Regions from separate parts of the Homo sapiens genome. Here regions 2 and 3 are each linked to region 1. A link is a contact called in ENCODE Hi-C or POLR2A ChIA-PET data. All regions are on one chromosome and are shown on one strand. Each heading gives the region's core, a stretch centred on a gene start or an enhancer-like site at or near the end of the contact. The rest is flanking DNA. Distances are from core to core; before and after follow the strand shown. Region 1 holds the start of ACBD6 (acyl-CoA binding domain containing 6). Region 2 holds the start of RNASEL (ribonuclease L). Region 3 holds the start of NPL (N-acetylneuraminate pyruvate lyase).

Evidence for each region. Hi-C counts contacts between places; a loop is a spot of excess contacts on that map. ChIA-PET counts read pairs that join two places held with the same protein, here RNA polymerase II (POLR2A). Pooled maps may share reads with other maps.
Region 2: a loop to region 1 is called in a pooled map, with 31 times the contacts of the local background. The contact joins the promoter of RNASEL here to the promoter of ACBD6 in region 1. A Hi-C loop is called at or near these places in 7 of 50 pooled maps.
Region 3: a map of CD8-positive, alpha-beta T cell shows a loop between it and region 1 (18-fold over the local background). The contact joins the promoter of NPL here to the promoter of ACBD6 in region 1. A Hi-C loop is called at or near these places in 1 of 168 maps with a recorded cell type or tissue (CD8-positive, alpha-beta T cell) and 9 of 50 pooled maps. POLR2A ChIA-PET finds 5 or more read pairs at or near these places in 1 of 52 experiments (activated CD4-positive, alpha-beta T cell).

The regions. Positions count from the first base shown.
Region 1 is chr1:180,501,200-180,503,899 of GRCh38, forward strand. ACBD6 (acyl-CoA binding domain containing 6) reads right to left here and starts at 1,378. Exons shown (of 8, transcript NM_032360.4): 1 at 846-1,378. The coding sequence starts at 1,067. RefSeq lists enhancers at 1-300, 301-816, 924-1,424, 946-1,135 and a silencer at 1,346-1,445.
Region 2 is chr1:182,587,855-182,590,831 of GRCh38, forward strand. RNASEL (ribonuclease L) reads right to left here and starts at 1,402. Exons shown (of 7, transcript NM_021133.4): 1 at 1,313-1,402. RefSeq lists an enhancer at 1,118-1,277.
Region 3 is chr1:182,788,306-182,791,377 of GRCh38, forward strand. It overlaps NPL (N-acetylneuraminate pyruvate lyase), which reads left to right and starts at 1,468. Exons shown (of 13, transcript NM_030769.3): 1 at 1,468-1,500. RefSeq lists an enhancer at 1,121-1,621.

The DNA of each region.
Region 1 (2,700 bases), core at 128-2,627:
TCTGGTGTTCATAGCTCTAAAATTTTTAGATTGTATCAAACAGAAAGGAAGACATACTCAACGAAAACATAAATCAAAGATATTTAGGATTTTATAAAAATCACAATAAAAGTTGTAATACTGCATTTTGCATTGCATCACATTATTATTATTATTATTATTTGAGGTGGAGTTTCTTCGCTCTTGTTGCCCAGGCTGGAGTGCAATGGCGCACAATCTTCGCTCACCGCAACCTCCGCCTCCTCAGCCTCCCGAGTAGCTGGGATTACAGGCATGCGCCACCACGCTCGGCTAACTTAGTAGAGACGGGGTTTCTCCATGTTGGTCAGGCTGGTCTCCAACTCCCGACCTCAGGTGATCCTCCCGCCTCGGCCTCCCAAAGTGCTGGGATTACAGCCGTGAGCAACCACGCCCAGCCCTGCATCACATTATTACAATCCTATTATCTTTTTGGATCTCTATATAGTTTTATTAACTTTACCGTATTTACTTCCATGTGGCCCTCTGGGAAAGAGTAAATGAATGATATATCTTATTTTATCCTCATTTTGTAAAGGTTCTTGGGCTGGTAAAATGCAAGATCACTGAATAAGTCAGAGAAAAAAACACAAAAACAATGTCCAGTGTCCAGCTAAATAAACATCACTCCTAAGAAAGCAAACATCTTTTCCACGTTCAGGATGATGCTCATCCCCAGCAGATGGTCAAAAAAAAAAAAACAAAACAAAATACACATACACAAGCTTCATTACACCTAGCTATTAACCATACATGCTTGCTATCAGTTGTTGAGGAAGAAGGCTCCGTGTCTTTCTCCCCCATCCACCCTCTCCCTGCTACTTTACCTGTTTGTACCTGGCATACAGGTACAAGAGCTGCTCCCTGCTGGCCACCTGAATCAGGCCTTGCAGGTGCGCGGCAGCCTTCTCAAACAGCTCGGCCAGGCAACTGGTCTCCTCGATCTCAGGGCTATGGGGGAACTCCACCTCCCCGGAGTCGTCCCCTGAGCTCAGCTCTCCACCGCTGTCGCCGGTGATGGCCCCCGCGGGCAGGAATGATGAAGCCATGTCTCCTTGCTCGCTCCGTCCCTCTGTGTCCGGTCTGTCCTCCTTGGATTGGGTGTAAGGCCGGCTTGGAGGCCTGGCCCACCAGTCTGGGTCGCGAGCCTGAGCTCCAGTCGGACCCAAGCTCAGTCGCGGCGCGCTCCCTCACGTGACCCTGCTCCCTGCCCACTTCTACTCCCTGGGCGTGCAGAGCAGGCTCCTCGACCCTCTGCCGCTCTGCCCAGTCGACCCGGTCTCCTCCGGCTTCCCTCCGGCCAACAGCGCGCTCAGGCTCGCCTCAGGCCCCTCCAACGGAACAGGAGTCGAGGGGCAGTGAGGCCGGGATGCGTGCGAGCGCGGGGCGCGGCTGGCGCTGGGCCGTGGGGGCGGGGCGGCGTGCGTGCCAGCGGCGTGCGATTCTGTGAGGCCTGCTCTGCGCCGGCGGGGAAGCGCGGGCGACGCTACGCTGGACGTCCTTCCCTGCCGGAGGAGAGAAAGTGCCGTCAGCTGTAGGGGCGTCTTTTAATCGTTTCGCTGAAATTAGCAGTCCCGAGCTCCGGAGCCCGCCACCGGGATGGGCCCCCGGGGGTGGGGGAAGGAGGCCGTTTGTGTGGTAGTGTAGCGGTGAGAGCGGAGTCGCGGGAAACGCGAGGCTGAGGACTAAGGTTCCGCCTGCCCCAGATTGTGCGCCCCAAGCGCCTCCAAACAGCCCTGCGCGCGGATCTGTTGCGTGCGCGTTGGGCTCTGTGTTGAATAATGAAAAACTGCGAGATGGGGCTGTCCCGTCTTACTGTGTGACTGATGAGTGGAATCACTGCTCTGCGTGTTTCGCTCTCCACACCTTCGGAGCCCGCACCTCTCCGGGCCCTGAATAATAGGGTTTGGGGAGTTCGGGGCGCGCCTTAGCCCAGTTCTCATCCCGAGCTCTGTCTTTGACACTGTGCTTTGTAGACACTGTACAGTGAAACCAGAAGTACGGCACAGTTCGGCCCTAGAGGAATGCACAAAACTATTTTTTTAACTGTAACATTATGAGTGGTTATGTCCTAAATGTTAAACACAACGACGCACTATATATTCATTTAGTATTCAAAACAATGTAATAAGCACTATAAGAAGGGTACAAAGAAAGTGTTGTAAACAGTGGTTATTGACTGGGGTTAGGCTTGCGACGGGTGGACGGACGGCTGGACAGGATGAGGAAGCAATGAGAGAACACAGGAAGGTGAGAAAGCTTGCATCAGGATTCAACAGACATTCCTTAAGTCTCCAGAAAGTTCCACTGTTAGTCCCTGCTGTCAAGGTGCTCGCAATCCAGTCAAAGGGATGTTTAATGACCAAATTCTTGCAATTAAAAAGTGATTAAGAATAATGTATTGAGGACTTGATCATTACAACATAAGGTAGGTACTCTTATTTTACTACACATAGGAAATCAGCACAGAGTGGTTAAGTAACTTGTCAAAGGCTACACAGCTAGCAAATGGAGGAGCAAGGAAAAAGAAGTTAGCTTTCATGTGGGGTAATAATGGATGATGAACCCGACAAGTAGACTGAAGGAGATATAACATGGACTTTTATATCTTTGTTTCTAGAATTTTTATTAAAGTGAGAATTGAATATTATCAACGGCTTTTTTGGCATCTTTGGAGATTAT
Region 2 (2,977 bases), core at 152-2,651, 2.1 Mb after region 1:
TGATTTTTTGACTTTGCAGTGGTGGAAAAGCAATAAACATTCAGTAGAAACCACACTTCAAGTACACATACAACCATTCTGTTTTTTATTTCAGCATAGCATTCGATAAATACATGAGACATTTAACACTTTATTATAAAATAAGCTTTGAGCTAGATGATTTTGCCCAACTGTAGCCTAATGTAAGTGTTCTGAGCACATTTAAGGTAAGCTAGGATAAGCTATGACGTTCAGTAGATTAGGTGTATTAAATGTGCTTTTGACCTACAATATTTTCAATTTAGGATGGGTTTATCTGTATGTAACCCCATCATAAGTCAAGGAGTATCTGCAGTAGTGAAAAGAGCTTGTACTCTGACCTTAGGGAGATCTAAGTTTGAGCTTGTGGCTGTGTAATTTTTTACTATTACTTCCTGTAACCTTGGATTGTTGAATCTCAATTTTCTATTTCCTGAAATGGAGACAAAAATAAATACAGTCATGTGTGTAAAGTACATTAAAGTATGGAGTGTTGCAAATATTAGCCACTCAATGAATGTTAGAGCTAATTATATCCCGTTATGAAAAAATAAATTGCTTAGTGAATTCTATTCTCCCTACACATGTGCATATAGCTACTACACGAATAGGCAACTGGCAGCTATCAATTTCGTCCAACTGTCAATCAGATCTGAGAATTACAGATCCAGTTCAATCATCAGACAGCCCGAAACTGTTACCTGAATATTTAAATAACTGCATCTGCTATAGAATTCACGAAGCAACCCTTTTTCAGCAATCTCACCACTCTGACAGTTTCAAAGCCTCAGAGGTTAATTGATTAGCCTCTTAGAAGTTTAATTAATTGTGCAACACATACACGATCACCAGGCAATGAAATCTTTGAACCAAAGTGTTTGTGTAGACCGTCCCCATTACAATCAGATGTGAGGTGGGCTGGTATAAACAAAGGAGCCGGGAAGGAGAGGAAATATCAAGGAAGCCCTGAGTGACGCATCAGAGTAGAGAAGAGACGAGCCTGCGGAAGTACTCCAACAGACAATCCTGCTTTCAATTTCACTTTCTCTGTGCGACCTGAGTAAGTCGCAAAGAGATGCCTGAGAAACTGAGGACATGGATAAATGACGTGTGGACTCTGACAGAACTCTGGAAGGGCACTGGAGGAAGATCCTTCCGGGCAGCCAAGGGCTGGGAGCTCCCCTCCCACTTCCCAAGTCCTCCAGCCCCTGGCCTCTCCAGTCTCCAAAGCCCAAGAATTCTTCAGGATCGACTTATCGAGGTTTTCTAGCTTTCCTCCTTCTGCCTGCCTTACCTGCTCAACTCAGACGTCTCAATTATTCCTTTGGCAGCCGCAAAGCCTGGAAGACTGCTTGCAGCCCGAGCAGTTTCCTCCTGCTGCGTCACTGAGTCAGCAGGGCGGAGCCAAGAAAGGAGTGAGGAGTGTGGGAGGGAAAGCAGCCACAGGCTCACTCTGGCACCAGGAGCAAAGCTTCTACTTGCACACCTTCTGGAGGAAAGCAATAGCCACTTTCTGTCTGCTGATGAGGAATGTGATGCCCGGGGTCATGTCACTCACCTCTCAGTCTTGCAGCCTTTCAGGTGGCAGCAGCCAACTGCATCCATCACTCTTGCATCCTTTCTTTGTCATTGCAAATTCTGGTCTTCTTGGAAGAAAGGAATGGAAAGTAAACACATATTGAGCACCTATTGTGTTCCAGACACAATGCTTTACATGCAGCATGGTCCCAGTTAACCCCTGACAATCTTGTTGATTATGAAACGCAGGCTCATAGAAGCTAAGTAAGCCCAAAGCCCAAGCCCTGTCACCTTTCTCAGCTCACTCAACTCACAGCTCTGAGGCAGTGCGGCCTTCTCAGAAGGGTACCGGACTGGCAGTCTGGAGACCTGATCCTACAGCCAGCTCTGTGGCTGCTTAGCTGAGTGACCTCAGGCATGTGATTTAACCATGTAGGGCCTCAGTTCTCTCCTATAACTTGGTTTTGAAGGTTCCTTTCTGCTCTACAAGTTCTGTTCTTGACTATCTTCCTAGCAATGAGCTGTGTACTGTGTACTTAGTGCTGTAGTGGAAAGTATTTCCATCCCCAAAGAATACCCAGTCTTGCTGGGGAGACAAAGCCCTGGGACTTGTGAACAACAAGTAGTGCATGGTCACTTGACGACCACCTGTGTCACACCATCCAGACCCGGGGCCTCTACCACCCCTTATACACCAGGGATTCCCAGGCCTCGCTCTCTAACCCCAGCCTCTCTGCTGAGCTTTAGACCTACAAATCTTGAATATGTGTCAAATGGAAATACTCATCTTTTCCTAAATCTGCCCCTCCTCCCACTTATTCCATCTCCACAGATGGCACCATCACCCGGAGGCCACCCCTCATCCTCATCCCAACACCAAGTCTCTTGCTTTCATCTACAAAGGGATGACCATTCGAGTCCTTGTCATCATTTATAGCAAGAAATTGATGACTTGCTTCCTAGCCCTTCATCCATTGTTCCACCCTGCATCATTGACCCACCATCATTTTCAGGACAAAGTTCAAAAATCCTTAACCCATTATTCATTTAATTAATACTTGTTGGACAGGCGTGGTGGCTCACACCTGTAATCCCAGCACTTTGGGAGGCCAAGGCAGGCAGATCACCTGAGTTCAGGAGTTCAAGACCAGCCTGGCCAACATGGTGAAACCGCGTCTCTACTAAAAATACAAAAAGTAGCCAGGTGTGGTGTTGTGCACCTGTAATCCCAGCTACTCGGGAGGCTGAGGCAGGAGAATTGCTCGAACCCGGGAGGTGGAGGTTGAAGTGAGCCAACATAGTACCACTACACTCCAGCCTGGATGACAGAGCAAGACTCCGTCTCAAAAAAAAAAAAAAAACTTATTGAGCACTGACTATGTTACCAGTGACTATTCTGCATATCTGGCATAGAATGATTTACCACACCAGTTCCTCACAG
Region 3 (3,072 bases), core at 218-2,717, 2.3 Mb after region 1:
ACTACCATATTTATACAAAAAGTAGTTAGTTCATGCATTTAGAATATTGGTTTGTTGGTTGACAATGTTAAGCCTAATGACCTATACCTTTTGGGTACTGACATACTTAATTTTGCACTTATTAAACTGTGACTTTCCAAAAAAAAAAAAAACTTTCATTGTACCATTAGGATATAATATTCTTGTTAATATTACAAAAACCAAACCAAAACAAAAACCATGCTGCAGCCTTAGGAGAACTTGCTTCATGTAACTAAGGGTTTTTCTTTTTCTTTTCTTTTTGTATTTTTTTTTCCTGTAGGATAACATAGTGTTAAAAGCACAAGCTTCTGGACTACTTGAAATCAAACCACAGCTTAACCAGCTCTATGGCTTTTGGCAAATTACTTCAACTCTTTAAACCTGTTTCTGATCTGTAAAATGGAATGATCCTTGCTCATCTGTAATATATACATTTATAAAACAGGACCCACCAATGGGATTATTTTATGAATTAAATGTTAAAACAGCTAGAACGGTGCAGGCTGAGTAAGCACTGAACACAGTACTTATTAGCTATTATCTCTGGTGCTCTGTGCAACGAAAGAACTATTAGAATACATTTAAAAGCACTTTGCAAACTAGAAAGCCCTTTGAACAATTTAGTTTCTCTAAATGTAATAATAAGCATCAGCCATCGCCTTTTATGGAAAATTGAGGTGGAATCACATCAGCAAGAGAAAACTGAGGACTTGTCTCTGGCTCTGTTCCTGATTTATTCACACAGTACATGATCCTAGAATAAGACTCCTGATACTCCTGAAAGTAGAGGCGGTTGGGTTAAAAATAATTTTCCCTTTCAAAACTCTTTCAAATGTTCTCCAAAAGAAGCCAGGAAAGCTCCCGTATGAGTAGATAATTCACTTTAAAATTCGCTCATCTCTCTTTAACACGAGAGTCTGCAGGGCTGGTGCAGCGGCGTCAACCCGAAGAGACCTGAACGCCGATGGGCAGTTGGGATTCTCCGTACGCCTCGGAAACAGCAGCCCAAACCTCACAACGCAGAACCACGAGATAGTGGGGATTGCAGAGCCCTGCGCAAGAGAAGGAAAATTAAGACGCAGCGGAGCCCAGGAGGTGCCCGCACGCGGGAAGGACTGGCGTGCAGACGAGGCAGGGGGAGGTTTGCACTCGGCGTGGCGCGGGTGAGCCGCGTGCTCTCGGGCACCCGGCCGCCAGTTCGGATGCTTCCGATCCTCGGGGAGCCGGGGCGCTGCGCCGGAGTCACTTCAGCCCATGTTGTTCAGGTGACACCCGGGGAAGAGCAGACTCCAGTGTGCAAAACGTTTCGGGGTTTCCGGGCCAGCGGTTCCGGGCGCGCCTCGCGGGCGGCGGCGCAGAACTACAACCCCCAGGCTCCCTGGCGTGGCGGCACGTGGGCCCGAGCCGGGCGGCCGCGGATATAAAGCGCGGCGGCGGCTGCCGGGCGGAGCGGCTGCACGGACAAGAGCGGAGGCCTGGGTGAGCGCGGCCCGCGACGGCACGGGCTAGGACAGACGGACGCAGACGGCCCGACGACCTGGGCGTTCGGGCGGAGGGGCGCTGGGGCCTGACTCGCGGGTGGGTGAGACGTTGACGGACCCGGAGGAAAGAGGGAAGGCAGATACGCTGGGAAACGGATCTGGGGAAGGTGTGAATGCGAAAAGTGTAGGGACAGACGGGGGCAGAAGAACTTACTCCCCCGGATTGTTTGCAGACAGCATATCTGCCGGGTCTCCAAAGGTCCTTTCCTCAAAATAGAGTTAGCAATTGAGCAGAAGAGAGCTTAAAGTTAAACCTGATACATCCCCCCTTCACTTGAGGAGAAATTGGTGGTTTTCTGCTTTTTTAAAAATCCCTATTTGTATCTCCTCTTCTCCGAGTACCTGTCCCTCAAGATATTCTCTGCCCAGAGGTACATTCTGCCCTCACTTTCTGTCTCTTAAAAAAACAACTTTGCCATTTAAAAAAGAATTTGACTTAGGCAGCTTTAATTCTTTGCACTGAGTGTTCTTATCTGTGGATGGAGGTATAAGATTTCAAGAGTAATACCCCCTCCCAATGTTTCAGTAATAATCTAAATTCACATTAAGCCTTAGGCTGGAGAACATTTGAGCTATTCGCTTTAGCTACGAGCTCTGAAAACTTCAAAGCATAACATTCCCAAGTTTATCTAAAACTTGAATCTTAAAAATAATGATAATTATCTGTTATGCTTCAAAGCATAACATTCCCAAGTTTATTAAAAACTTGAATCTTAAAAATACTGATCATTCTCTGTTAAAGTCTTTTGTTGTTGTTGTTGTTGTTGTTGTTGTTGTTGTTGTTGTTGTTTTTGAGACGGAGTCTCGCTCTTGTCGCCCAGGCCGGACTGCAGTGGCGCTATCTCGGCTCACTGCAAGCTCCACCTCCCAGGTTCACGCCATTCTCCTGCCTCAGCCTCCCGAGTAGCTGGGACTACAGGCTCCCGCCACCACGCCCGGCTAATTTTGTATTTTTAGTAGAGACGGGGTTTGGCCATGTTGGCCAGGCTGGTCTCGAACTCCTGACCTCAGGTGATCCGCCCACCTCGGCCTCCCAAAGTGCTGGGATTACAGGCTTGAGCCACCGCGCCCGGCCAAAGTCGTTTTTATCCCATTTCTTCCTGTAGGCGTTTCAAAGTTTGCAAAGGCAGCAAACTTTTACGTAGTGTAGTTATCTGTGCAAAGAAATTTTCCAAGCTGCCATTGCCCCCAGATGGCAGACAGTCTAGGAGAGGAGCCAAAACCACCCTGCTTAATAACTCTGATGTAAGGTTTTTAATGAAAAGCCACTGTTTGGGGGAATTCTGAGGTTTAAGAAATTATTTTCGGCTGGGGTATCAGGAAATCCCCTGGTTTTTAAAATGAGAGGTTTTTTGGTTTTTGTTTGTTTTTGTTTTTAAGCTATACCTGCTGGAATGGATAAAGTGAGCTTTAAAAGTTGATCAGACCGAAGAGATTGAAGTGAGAGAACCACAGGAACAAAGGCAAGCAGACAGACAGTGAAAGGTAGATAGGAGGAACAGCAAACAGT